2 separate regions of the Homo sapiens genome follow, and region 1 is linked to region 2. Evidence: read pairs that join two places in POLR2A ChIA-PET (ENCODE). Cell type or tissue: OCI-LY7. All regions are shown on one strand. Links, peaks and the distances in the headings refer to the core of each region. The heading gives the core; the rest is flanking DNA. Region 1 overlaps LARGE1 (LARGE xylosyl- and glucuronyltransferase 1). Region 2 overlaps LARGE1 (LARGE xylosyl- and glucuronyltransferase 1).

Region 1 (5,378 bases), core at 285-5,284, 72 kb after region 2:
CCGCATCTGGCCAAGGAGGCAGTTTCTAAACTGCTAGAGTCTCCCCATTGAGATAACATTAGCCACGCAGTCAGGAATAAGCGAGCCTAAATTAGAATTTGAAAAGGTACATAATATAATCATAACCACATTGCTTAGGTTTGGGTAGCACTTTACAGTTCACAAAGCAGTTTTACGTGCATTAGCTCATTTGAGAAAATTGCAGGGAATTAGTTAACTACAGAAAAGTTTAAGAAGCCAATAAAATTCATCTGTGAATCCACCACTCAGAAAATCTTTGTTAACATTATAATGTGTTCCCTTCTTTTTTTGAGTGGGTTTTTCTTTTTCCTTTCGTCTTTTTCCTGCACTGGGACCACAGTTTTTTATGGCCTGCTTCGTTCATGGAACATTGTGTCTTCCACCATCTCATTTGATTCTCACCTCCATCTCCTGGGAAGAAGTAATTGTGTTGTGAAATGTCCCTGGTTTGAGGTCCGAAGACTGGATTCCCATCCTGGACTTCTTCTCGCTCACTGAAGCAGATTACTGAAAGCTCCTGAGCCTTAGTTTCCTCCTTTGTACAACAGATATGTGTGCTGAAGGATTAAATTGATGAAGCAATGCACCTGAAAACATTTAGCATTGCGCCAGTCACATAGTAGGTACCCAGTTAGTATTAGGTGGATCAAGGTGCAAAGCACCATGTAGAGGAGAAATGAACATGCAAGTTCAAGGATGGCTTCTGGTTGCCCCAGAGTCCTGTGGACAGGTACGTCTGACAGCATACCTTTCTTTCTTTCCTGTTTTGTTTTTGTTTTTTGTTGTTGTTTTTGTTTTTGATGGTGGTGGTTGTTTTTTGAGACAGAGCCTCACTCTGTCACCCAGGCTGGAGTGCAATGGCGTGATCTCGGCTCACTGCAACCATCCCCTCCCAGGTTCAAACGATTCTCCTGCCTCAGCCTCCCAAGTAGCTGGGACTAGAGGCGCACGCCACTGCACCCAGCTAATTTTTTGTATTTTTAGTAGAGACGGGGTTTCACGGTGTTAGCCAGAATGGTCTCGATCTCCTGACCTCATGATCCGCCTTCCTTCGCCTCCCAAAGTGCTGGGATTACAGGCATGAGCCACGGTGCCCGGCCACCTTTTTTTTCTACAATACCCACTGTGGTTGGTAAATGACAATATTCCCTAGATAATACCCTTTATACACTGCAGCAAGGGCTGCAAGTGAGCTTGGGATGTGGATGCCACCAAATCCCATTATTGGTACCATGAAGTTCAGAGCTGGAGGTGGCCTCTTCTCCAGGACTGCCCTAGTCCATCCCACTAGGGCAAGGTGTACTTTGGAAGTCCTCGGAGCATCTCCGTTGACCAGTACTCCCTCTCCTAACATACAGGGGCTGAGGACATCCAACAGAGGCTTGCTGAACATCCAAGATGGATCACATCAGCCACGCAGTCAGCAATAAGCAAGCCTAGGTTAGGATTTGAAAAGGTACATGATATAATCATAACCACATTGCTTAAGTTTCTGCAGCACTTTAGAGTTTACAAAACACTTGACATGCATTAGCTCATTTGAGAAAAATGCAGGGAATTAATTAACTACAGAAAAGTATAAAGAAGCCAATAAAATTCATCTGTGAATCCACCACTCAGAAAATCTTTGTTAACATTGGATATAGAACCTGGATATTGCTAGGTTCAGATGGTTCAGAAATGAAGGGGATACAGCTCCTGCTGTTAGGAGCTCACCATATGGATGCTTTTTAGAAAGTGGTTCCTGGAGCCATTTACCTGGGAATGTCTTTTTCCCCAACTCAAGGGTATGTACCTGTGTGTGCATATAAAGAGAAGGAGAGGCCAGACGCAGTAGCTCATGCCCGTAATCTCAGCACTTTGGGAGGCCGAGGCGGGTGGATCACCTGAGGTCAGGAGTTCAAGACCAGCCTGGCCAACATGGTGAAACTCTGTCTCTACTAAAAATACAAAAATTAGCTGGGCATGGTGGTGCGCACCTGTAATCCCAGCTACTAGGAAGGCTGAGGCAGGAGAATCGCTTGAACCCGGGAGGCAGAGGTTGCAGTGAGCCGAGATCGTGCCACTGTACTCCAACCTGGGCGACTGAGTGAGACTCCATCTTAGTCAATCAACCAGTCAGTCAGTAAAGGGGATGAGAAACCCCCATACATGCATGTGTTTCTCATTCTCCACTCACTAATGCCCATTTTCACATGGTGAGGACCAGCTACTTGTCTGAAGCCTCATCAAAGAAGGACCCATTTCTCCACACACATTTGCCTACCCACGCTCACACCCACGCATCACACACATTTCCACTGTCCTCTTCATTGAACTGGAAGCCCTTCATTCTTCTGAGCATATTAAAACAGAAACCAAAACCAAAGGAAAAAAAAGCCAACCCTGCTCTTGCAAAGAATTTTGTAGATGTTTAGTCTCCAGTGGAGGATAATTTCTTGTGCTCTTCTGCAGTGTGGGTGAGGGAGTTTAGGAGCATAGCAGTTGGTTACGTTTTCTGCCGGGAGGTAACATTATGGTTTATAGGCATATTTTAGGCCCTCAAGGGGAAAGCCAGGGGGACTCCCTCTAATATGTATGAATCAGAAGGGCCACCCTGGCTCATCCAGCCCCTACCATCCCTGCCCACCAGGATCTTGCCATACAGTCTCCTTCAGGTGAGGTTTGAGGACAAAAAGTATCCACATAGGTGTCTTCAGGGGCCCAGGTGTTTCCCTTTCCTGTGATAATCACTATGATAATAGGTGACATCTGTTGAATGTTTTCTTCAACCGCTGTTTTCTCTATATGCAGCATCTTTCAGAATCCTTCTATAACCTTCTGGGGTAGTGAGTTTTGTCGTCCTCATTTTACAGCTGAGGACCCTGAAGCTCAGAAAGGTTAGGTCACTCACCCACTTACCTGAGATGATCCAGGCAGAATGGGTTAGAACCAGTGTCCTTAGCCACTGTGCTGCATCTGCGTCTTCACATGAGGCCAAGCAGGCATCTTTCCTGAAGCAGCAGCATGGTGGTGGAGGGGCACAGACCCAGGTTTGACACCTCCACCCTTCTCAACTGTTGGATGAGGCTGCCAGTGACTCACCGGGGGCTCTGGGGAGGAGAGGAAATCACCTGTACCCAGCACCTTACGTGGAGCTTGGCACATGCTTGTTTGCTCTCCAAAAGCTTTTCAGCCGTCACAGACCCTTGGATGCAAATATTGAAGCAAATCATAGGCTGAAGAATGGGCTTATTGATCACCTTCTGTGCATATAATTAGAGGACACAAAAGGAAAATTGAAAGGATAGTCTTAACTTCACAGTGATTACAGGTTTTTTGTATACAGCAAATATTTTTCAGGCATGCAACACATGATATTAGCACCTGTCACAAGCCAGGCATGGTGCTCAGGACAATGGTAAAATGTCACAGTCTCACCGGGAAAGTTGCCGTTAAATAATTTCAGTTTAAGTTGACAAGTGCTTTAATGGAGTTACGAACTGAGTGCTCTTGGAGCGCAGAGAAGAAACGGATTGCTTCTACCCAGCAGGATCTGCAGAGGTCTCACAGAGCAGGTGCCATCTGGGCTGAATCTTGAAAGGTAAATGGAAGGTTTTTTAGGTGGAGGAGAGTGGAGTGAAGTGAGGGAGGGCATCCCCGAGAGGGAAGAGCATGGCACGGAACAAAGTCACGGAGGTGTGAGGGAAAGGCAGATTTGGGGAGCACACAGACCAATGATGAGGCCACAGAGTGTGGGGGTGATGGGTCAGAGAGAGCAGCCCGTAATTGTCAACAAGGAAATCTGGATTTAATCATACAGGTCAGAAGGAAGCAGTGGGGTCATAGATCTTAGATGGAATGAGAATTTCAGCTTCCTTGTCTTATATTAAACTGTTGGCATGGTGAGAATCTTCAAATAGGCAGGGACAGCAAATTGACTTGAAAAGCTGAATATCCCTAATTGCATCCTTTTAACGGTTAAAAATTTTAGAGATAGTTGACAGTGTCTCACAGATGATTGGATCTCAGCCAGTTTCCCAAGCTGCATTTGGAAATGTTCAAGTACATTTGGAGCATCACAGGGCTGTCTGGAGAATGCTATAAGCATTTGGTGGGCAGGAGCTCGGGAGGTTGATTGTCCTTCAATATGTGGTACAGGTCCCCATAATAAAAAAGTGCCCCCCACAAAATACCAATAGCACTCTATCAGTATCTATTGCTCAGAACCAGTAAGATCTCAGTGGCCTTCAAGAAGCATTTATTGGCCGGGCGCGGTAGCTCACGCCTGTAATCTCAACACTTTGGGAGGGTTCGGTGGGTGGACTGCCTGAGGTCAGGAGTTCAAGACCAGCCTGGCCAACATAGTGAAACCCTGTCTCTATTAAAAATACAGAAATTAGCCGGGCGTGGTGGTGAGTGCCTGTGATCACAGCTACTCGGGAGGCTGAGGCCAGAGAATCACTTGAACCCGGGAGGCAGAGGTTGCAGTGAGCTGAGATCGCGTCACTGCACTCCAGCCTGGGCAACAGAGCTAGACTCTGTCTCAAAAAAAATAAGTAGTATTTATTGAGGCAGCTGGGCCAGGCTGGCTTGCATGACTTTGGCAATTGGGGAGGAGCTGCTCTGCCCCAGATGTCTCATCTTCCAGCAAGCTAGCCTCGGCATCTTCTCATGGCAATGGTAGGGGTGCAAGAAACACTTTCTCTTGAGGTCTAGCCTCAAGACTGAGACAATATTACTTCCCCTGCTTTTTGTTAACAAAAATACATCATGATTCTAGCCCTTATTCAAGGCTAGAGAAATAAACTGTGCCGCTTTAGTAAGCACCACTGCAAAGGACAAGGATATCTGGGGTGGCGGGGAGTGGGGGAGAGAGAAGGAATTGGAGCAATTAATGCCATCATCTTCCATAGCACACATCTTGAGAAATAATGCCATCAAGTAATCTGTCAAGGCAATGGTCTTAACAGGTACAAAGCTCTACAGAAGCAAGTTAATATATTTTCTTATTGACTGCTACACTGTTGATTTGGTGATTTAAAAAAGTACACCTTCTTGGAAAAACATTCTATGGTATTCAGCTAGGTTGGTAACCCTTGCCATGTAAACTTTTGTCTGTATTCTATCGTGTGATAGACAAGGCTGATTTAACAGAAAAAAAAAAATGGAACCAGCCCTCCTGTGACCTTTGGCAAATTATCATTTTTTTTTAATATACTTTAAGTTTTAGGGTACATGTGCACAATGTGCCGGTTAGTTACATATGTATACATGTGCCATGTTGGTGTGCTGCACCCATTAACTCATCATTTAACATTAGGTATATCTCCTAATGCTATCCCTCCCCTCTCCCCCAACCCCACAACAGGCCCCGG
Region 2 (5,378 bases), core at 323-5,322:
CTGGGGGAAAAGGGGCAAATCGTTCTGACAGTGTTGGAAGCCGTAACCACCTTTGAGATTCACTGTGCACACTGATATATCAAAACCTATTTAACTTTATTTAACCCTAATCAATCATCTCCTACACTTATTTAACTTATTTAGCCCTGCTTCCACAACATTTACTAGCATCCTACAGAATGCTACATCATACACTGTGAGAAGTACTGAGTTTAGGAATAAAAGGTTTCATCTGAAACTTCCTCTGAACCTCATTCAAAGGAGTCATCCAGGCACTTTGGTCCCTACTTTCTCCTCCTGAGCCAAGGAGGTATGTGGTCTGAATTGACCAACCCAATTCTAGCTACATTCTTGTAGCTAGCCTAAAGAATGAAAATAGGGCAGGGAGGGAATAGTGGCAGAACCTTCTCTTAAACAGTTTTCATAATGCAAGCTTAAGGCATTCCCCTTTGCTAAAAAAGTTTTAAAGAGTTCTTGCCTGCAAGTAGTCCTCTACATGCTATGAAGTTACTTGGATGGTTTCAGATGCAGAAAGAAGGGAATGTTCCTACCATGCAGGAGGGAAAGTTGACATAAGTTAGCGCTGACACAGTGTCCTGAGTTGAATATTTATTGGCTCCATCCGGTTACCCACTATCACTAATCTTGGATCAGGCCCTACCCTAGGCCTACAGCTTCCTTTTCATACAGGACTGTCCTCAGGGAAGCCCTAGTTTTCCTGGCTTTTTTTTTTTTTTTTTTTTTGAGGCAGAGTCGCTGCGTCACCCAGGCTGGAGTGCAGCGGCGCGATCTCGGCTCACTGCAAGCTCCGCCTCCGGGGTTCACACCATTCTCCTGCCTCAGCCTCCCAAATAGCTGGGACTACAGGGGCCCGCCACCACGCCCGGCTAATTTTTTTGTATTTTTAGTAGAGACGGGGTTTCACCGTGTGTTAGCCAGGATGGTCTCAATCTCCTGACCTCGTGATCTGCCAGCCTTGGCCTCCCAAAGTGCTGGGATTACAGGTGTGAGCCACCATGCCCAGCCCTTTCCCGGCCTTTTATAATGATTGGGATCTTCCCAGGTTTTCACAGAGGCAGTCTGCTTATGGCCTGTGGTCTTCTCAAAGTCCTTCAAACATTTACTTACTGCTCCTCCAGGAGCTACTCTTTTGTTTTGGCTTTAGACCCCTGATTCAGCAAAGCCTCACCGTATTTAGTTATGAGCATGTAGATACACACACACATACACACACACACACACACACACACACACACACACACACACACGCTCCCAGGAGGTTGAGACCACATGGTATGGTTGAGACCACAAATCAAAGAGTGAAATTAATTTTACCACACGTTAGTTATATGGAAGCTTTAGTTTCTTCATCTGTAAAATGGAGGTAATTCTGTCTACCTTAGTTTCTTCATCTGTAAAATAGAGATAATTCCATCTACTTTGCAAGTTTGTCATAAGAATCAGAGGTCATCTGGCTGGGTGCAGTGGGTCACACCTGTAATCCCAGGACTTCGGGAGGCCGAGGCATGCGGATTACGAGGTCAGGAGTTCGAGACCAGCCTGGCCAACATGGTGAAACCCCGTCTCTACTAAAAATACAAAAAATTAGCTGGGTGTGGTGGCACACGCCTGTAGTGCCAGCTACTCAGGAGGCTGAGGCAGAAGAATCACTTGAACCTGGGAGGCAGAGGTTGCAGTGAGCCGAGATTGTGCCACTGCACTACAGCCTGGGTGACAGAGCGAGACTCTGTCTCAAAAAAAAAAAAAAAAAAGAATCAGAGGTCATCTAAGTTAAGTTCCTTCTCTCTAGTATACTGCAGTTGCTTGATAAATAGTAGGTATTATCATCATTGTCACCCTGTTTAGCTTCTCTTTTTTTTTTTTTTTTTGGCAGTTGCACTGGCAAAAAATAATGTCTAGCTCATAAAATAGCATTATTCTCACTTTCCTCTCTGCACAGATACCTACTTTTCTTTCCCTGCCATCTTGATTACTGAGCTGTTGCTAAAAAGAAAACATGGCCCTCTGATCCACAGATGAAAAGCCCTGCTACTTGACCAGATGTTCATGAGAGAATCCTTTGATTTTTAATTTATTTATTCATTTATTTATTTAGCGTTGGTCTCTGTGCTCCCAGCACAACAGCTGTAGGTAAAGTGCTGCGGGTCACATGCATCCCAGCCAGCTCCCTTGACAGTCCTTGTCAAATTTAAGGCATGTTGCCTCTGTGCAGAGCACTCAGGGGCAAGGGGCTTGCTCCAAGCTCCCAGACCCCGACGACAAGGATGGGAATGGGTGGATCAGGCAGCAGCGAATGCCAGGCAAAGGCCAAAGTCAAGCTTTTTGGCACCACCTTCCACCTGACAGCAGAAAAGCAGGGTCAAAAGTCTGATTTGGGGCACGCATTCCAAAGCCAAATCCGTGTTGTTTCAGCTTAAAAGGCTCCAGTTTCAAATGGAACCATTTTCATAACTTGAAGCAGTAGTCACTTAAAAATCCTCTTTCTACTTTGCACACATGCACATAATTTATATTAAATCCAGTGGGAATTAGGCAAGTTCAGTGAGGGATAATTAGACACCTTAATGAGGAAATGTATAGTTTCTGTAACTGTCATTTATTAAGCTTTTATGTACTACTTCATATTTTGAAAGCACTGCACAGCCATTAATTAGGATATTTCCGCAGCCCCATAGGAGCAAGGTCAATAAACAGAGTTCTGTTTCTCTTGGAAATGTTGTTTCTCAAGTCTTTTATGACCTGAGTGCAAACTCCTAACCTTTGAAGAAACTGGCAGATTGTCTTATAAGCTCATATCAATATGATGATTATATTTAACATCCTAAACAGACTCATTAGCTGCTTAAGAATATAATTTAAGCTCATAATTTTCCATACAGTGGATTTTCTTTCCTTTATTATTATTTGTTTTCTTCCTGTGGATGTATCTCTTAGCTGCCACTTGGAATAACCTCAAGAGATCTCCTAAGCATGCAGGCTGTGACACTATAAGCCACCTATTTTCAGAACACTGAGAAGGCTATGGGCCTGGAAATGTTTGCAAATATTGCAAATATTTCAAGTTGTCCAGTACATTTCACACTCACGGGAATTTTGAAGATTATTTGAATAATCAGTGGATTACAAAGAAAAATGATTTACTAGGTTTGGACATTAATTATCCATTAATAATTCCCACTACAGCACTGGTGGATACTCTTCCACTGTACCAGATGCCATTTAAATCTTTAAAGTGGCATCCACTTTAAAGATGCCATTTTTCTTGCTTTTGTTGTTGTTGTTGTTGTTTTTAAGACAGAGTCTCGCTGTGTTGCCCAGGCGGGAGTACAGTGGGGCCATCTTGGCTCACCACAACATCCGCCTCCCAGGTTCAAGCAATTCTTCTGCCTCAGCCTCCTAAGTAACTGTGATTACAGGCACCCACCACCACATCTGGCTAATTTTTGTATTTTTAGTAGAGACAGGGTTTTGCCGTATTGACCAGGCTGGTCTCGAACTCCTGACCTCAGGTGATCCACCCTCCTCTGCCTCTCAAAGTGCTGGGATCACAGGCGTGAGCCACCGCACCTGGCCCCCATTTTCTTTTTTGTTCCTCACAATCACCTTGGAGTTAATGTGGGATTGTCACTATATTACAAATAAGGATCTGAGGCTTAGAAACACAGTGACTTTTTTCAAGAATCATATTGATATTAAGCAGTGATATCAGGACTCAGAGCCAAGAGTGTGTTTTCCAAGTCCACTGCAGTTTTTTCTTTTTCCTTCCCCTTCTGGGATAGCTACAAAAAAAAAAAAAAAGAAGAAGCGTGTGTTCCCAGAATTCATTCTGCTGTGTCACTCTGAGGATGTGAGGATATTGGTTATAGGAATAACCTGTGGTAGGCTGGGCACGGTGGCTCACACCTGTAATTGCAACACTTGGGGAGGCCGAGGCAGGTGGATCATGAGGTCAGGAGTTCGAGAGCAGCCTGGCCAACATAGTGTAACCCTGTCTCTACTAAAAATACAAAAAATTAGCTGGGTGTGGTGGTGGGCACCTATAATCCCAGCTACTCGGGAGGCTGAGGCAGGAGAATCGCTAGAACCCGGGAGGCAGAGGTTGCAGTGAGCCGAGATCACGCCATTGCACTCCTGCCTGAGCGACAGTGCAAGACTCCGTCTCAAAAAAAAAAAAAAAAAAAAAAGGAAAAAGGAAATAACCTGTGGATAATTATAGATTTATGAGCAAAGACAAATGTTTTCACCCATGCTAGACAACTTTATGCAGCCTTTCTAAAATTTTCTTTTTTGGGAGAAGAGGGGGACATGGGTCATTACCTTTTGAGGTCTGCAGTTCAGATGTGGTGGACAGTATTTGCTACCTGCTAGATATTCAGCAACCCATTCCTTTGAAATCACTGTCCTAGAGAGAGAAGCCTGTCTGGTTTGACCTTTGTTCTTCCTGTCTCTCACTTATATAACCTTTTTTATCCTTAAGTTTCAGTGTAGACATCATTCATTTCAAGATGCCCTTCCCCTAATGCTTCCCCTGAGACACAGTCAGTTTACCTGTACCCCAGCTCCCATAGTTCTTCCCCACCTCCCATTTATCACAGTGCTTTGCATTTTTGTGATTACCTGTTTCCCTTCCCTATCAGGCCTTGCTCCCTGAGAACAAGGACTGTGTTTTAAAAACTTCCAAGTCCCCAGTTAACTAATGAATAGAACCAAAGCAGGTGCTCAAATAAAAAAATTTTGAAATGAATCATAGACGAAATGACTTCTGAATGCAGGACCTATGAGGATGTGAGGATATTGGTTATAGGAATAACCTGTGGTAGGCTGGGCACGGTGGCTCACACCTGTAATTGCAACACTTGGGGAGGCCGAGGCGGGTGGATCATGAGGTCAGGAGTTCGAGAGCAGCCTGGCCAACATAGTGTAACCCTGTCTCTACTAAAAATACAAAAAATTAGCTGGGTGTGGTGGTTTACACCTGTGTTCCCAGCACTTTGGGAGGCCAAGGTGGGCGGATCACTTGAGTTCAGGAATTCGAGACCAGCCTGGCTAACATGGTGAAACCCCTTCTCTCTTAAAAATACAAAAAACATTAGCCAGGCCTGGTGGCGCACACCTGTGGTCCTACTTACTCAGGAGGCTGAGGCACAAGAATGGCTTAAACCTGGGAGGCGGAGGGTGCAGTGAGCTGAGATCGTGCCACTCACTGCACTCCAGCCTGGGCAGCAGAGTAAGACTCTGTCTCAAAAAAAAAAAAAAAAAACACACAACAAAAGCAGACAGAGTCCCCTCTGGTTTGGCATGCCAAGAGCAGCTTGCCTATGGCCCAGCTGTGGTGTCTGGGAGCCCTGATTCCCAGA

The links. ChIA-PET counts read pairs that join two places held together with the same protein. Peaks named below come from ENCODE experiments on the same cell type or tissue, not always from the same donor. Only the 100,000 strongest peaks of a DNase experiment are listed, where the experiment ranks them.
Region 1: POLR2A ChIA-PET joins it to region 2 with 21 read pairs; 2 of 35 experiments call an interaction of 5 or more read pairs at or near these places.

What each region holds. Positions count from the first base shown.
Region 1 is chr22:33,318,584-33,323,961 of GRCh38, reverse strand. All of the region lies in intron 10 of LARGE1 (LARGE xylosyl- and glucuronyltransferase 1), which reads left to right. Among named protein-coding and RNA genes, the nearest start is that of MIR4764, 120 kb to the left of the region's middle. RefSeq lists an enhancer at 2,338-2,467. In OCI-LY7, for the core only: no CTCF peak of the experiment used is centred there; a DNase peak (open chromatin) is centred at 2,781; H3K4me3 peaks cover 1,133 bases; H3K27ac peaks cover 1,647 bases.
Region 2 is chr22:33,390,593-33,395,970 of GRCh38, reverse strand. The region is part of intron 7 of LARGE1 (LARGE xylosyl- and glucuronyltransferase 1); the gene reads left to right. Among named protein-coding and RNA genes, the nearest start is that of MIR4764, 43 kb to the left of the region's middle. In OCI-LY7, for the core only: no CTCF peak of the experiment used is centred there; no DNase peak of the experiment used is centred there.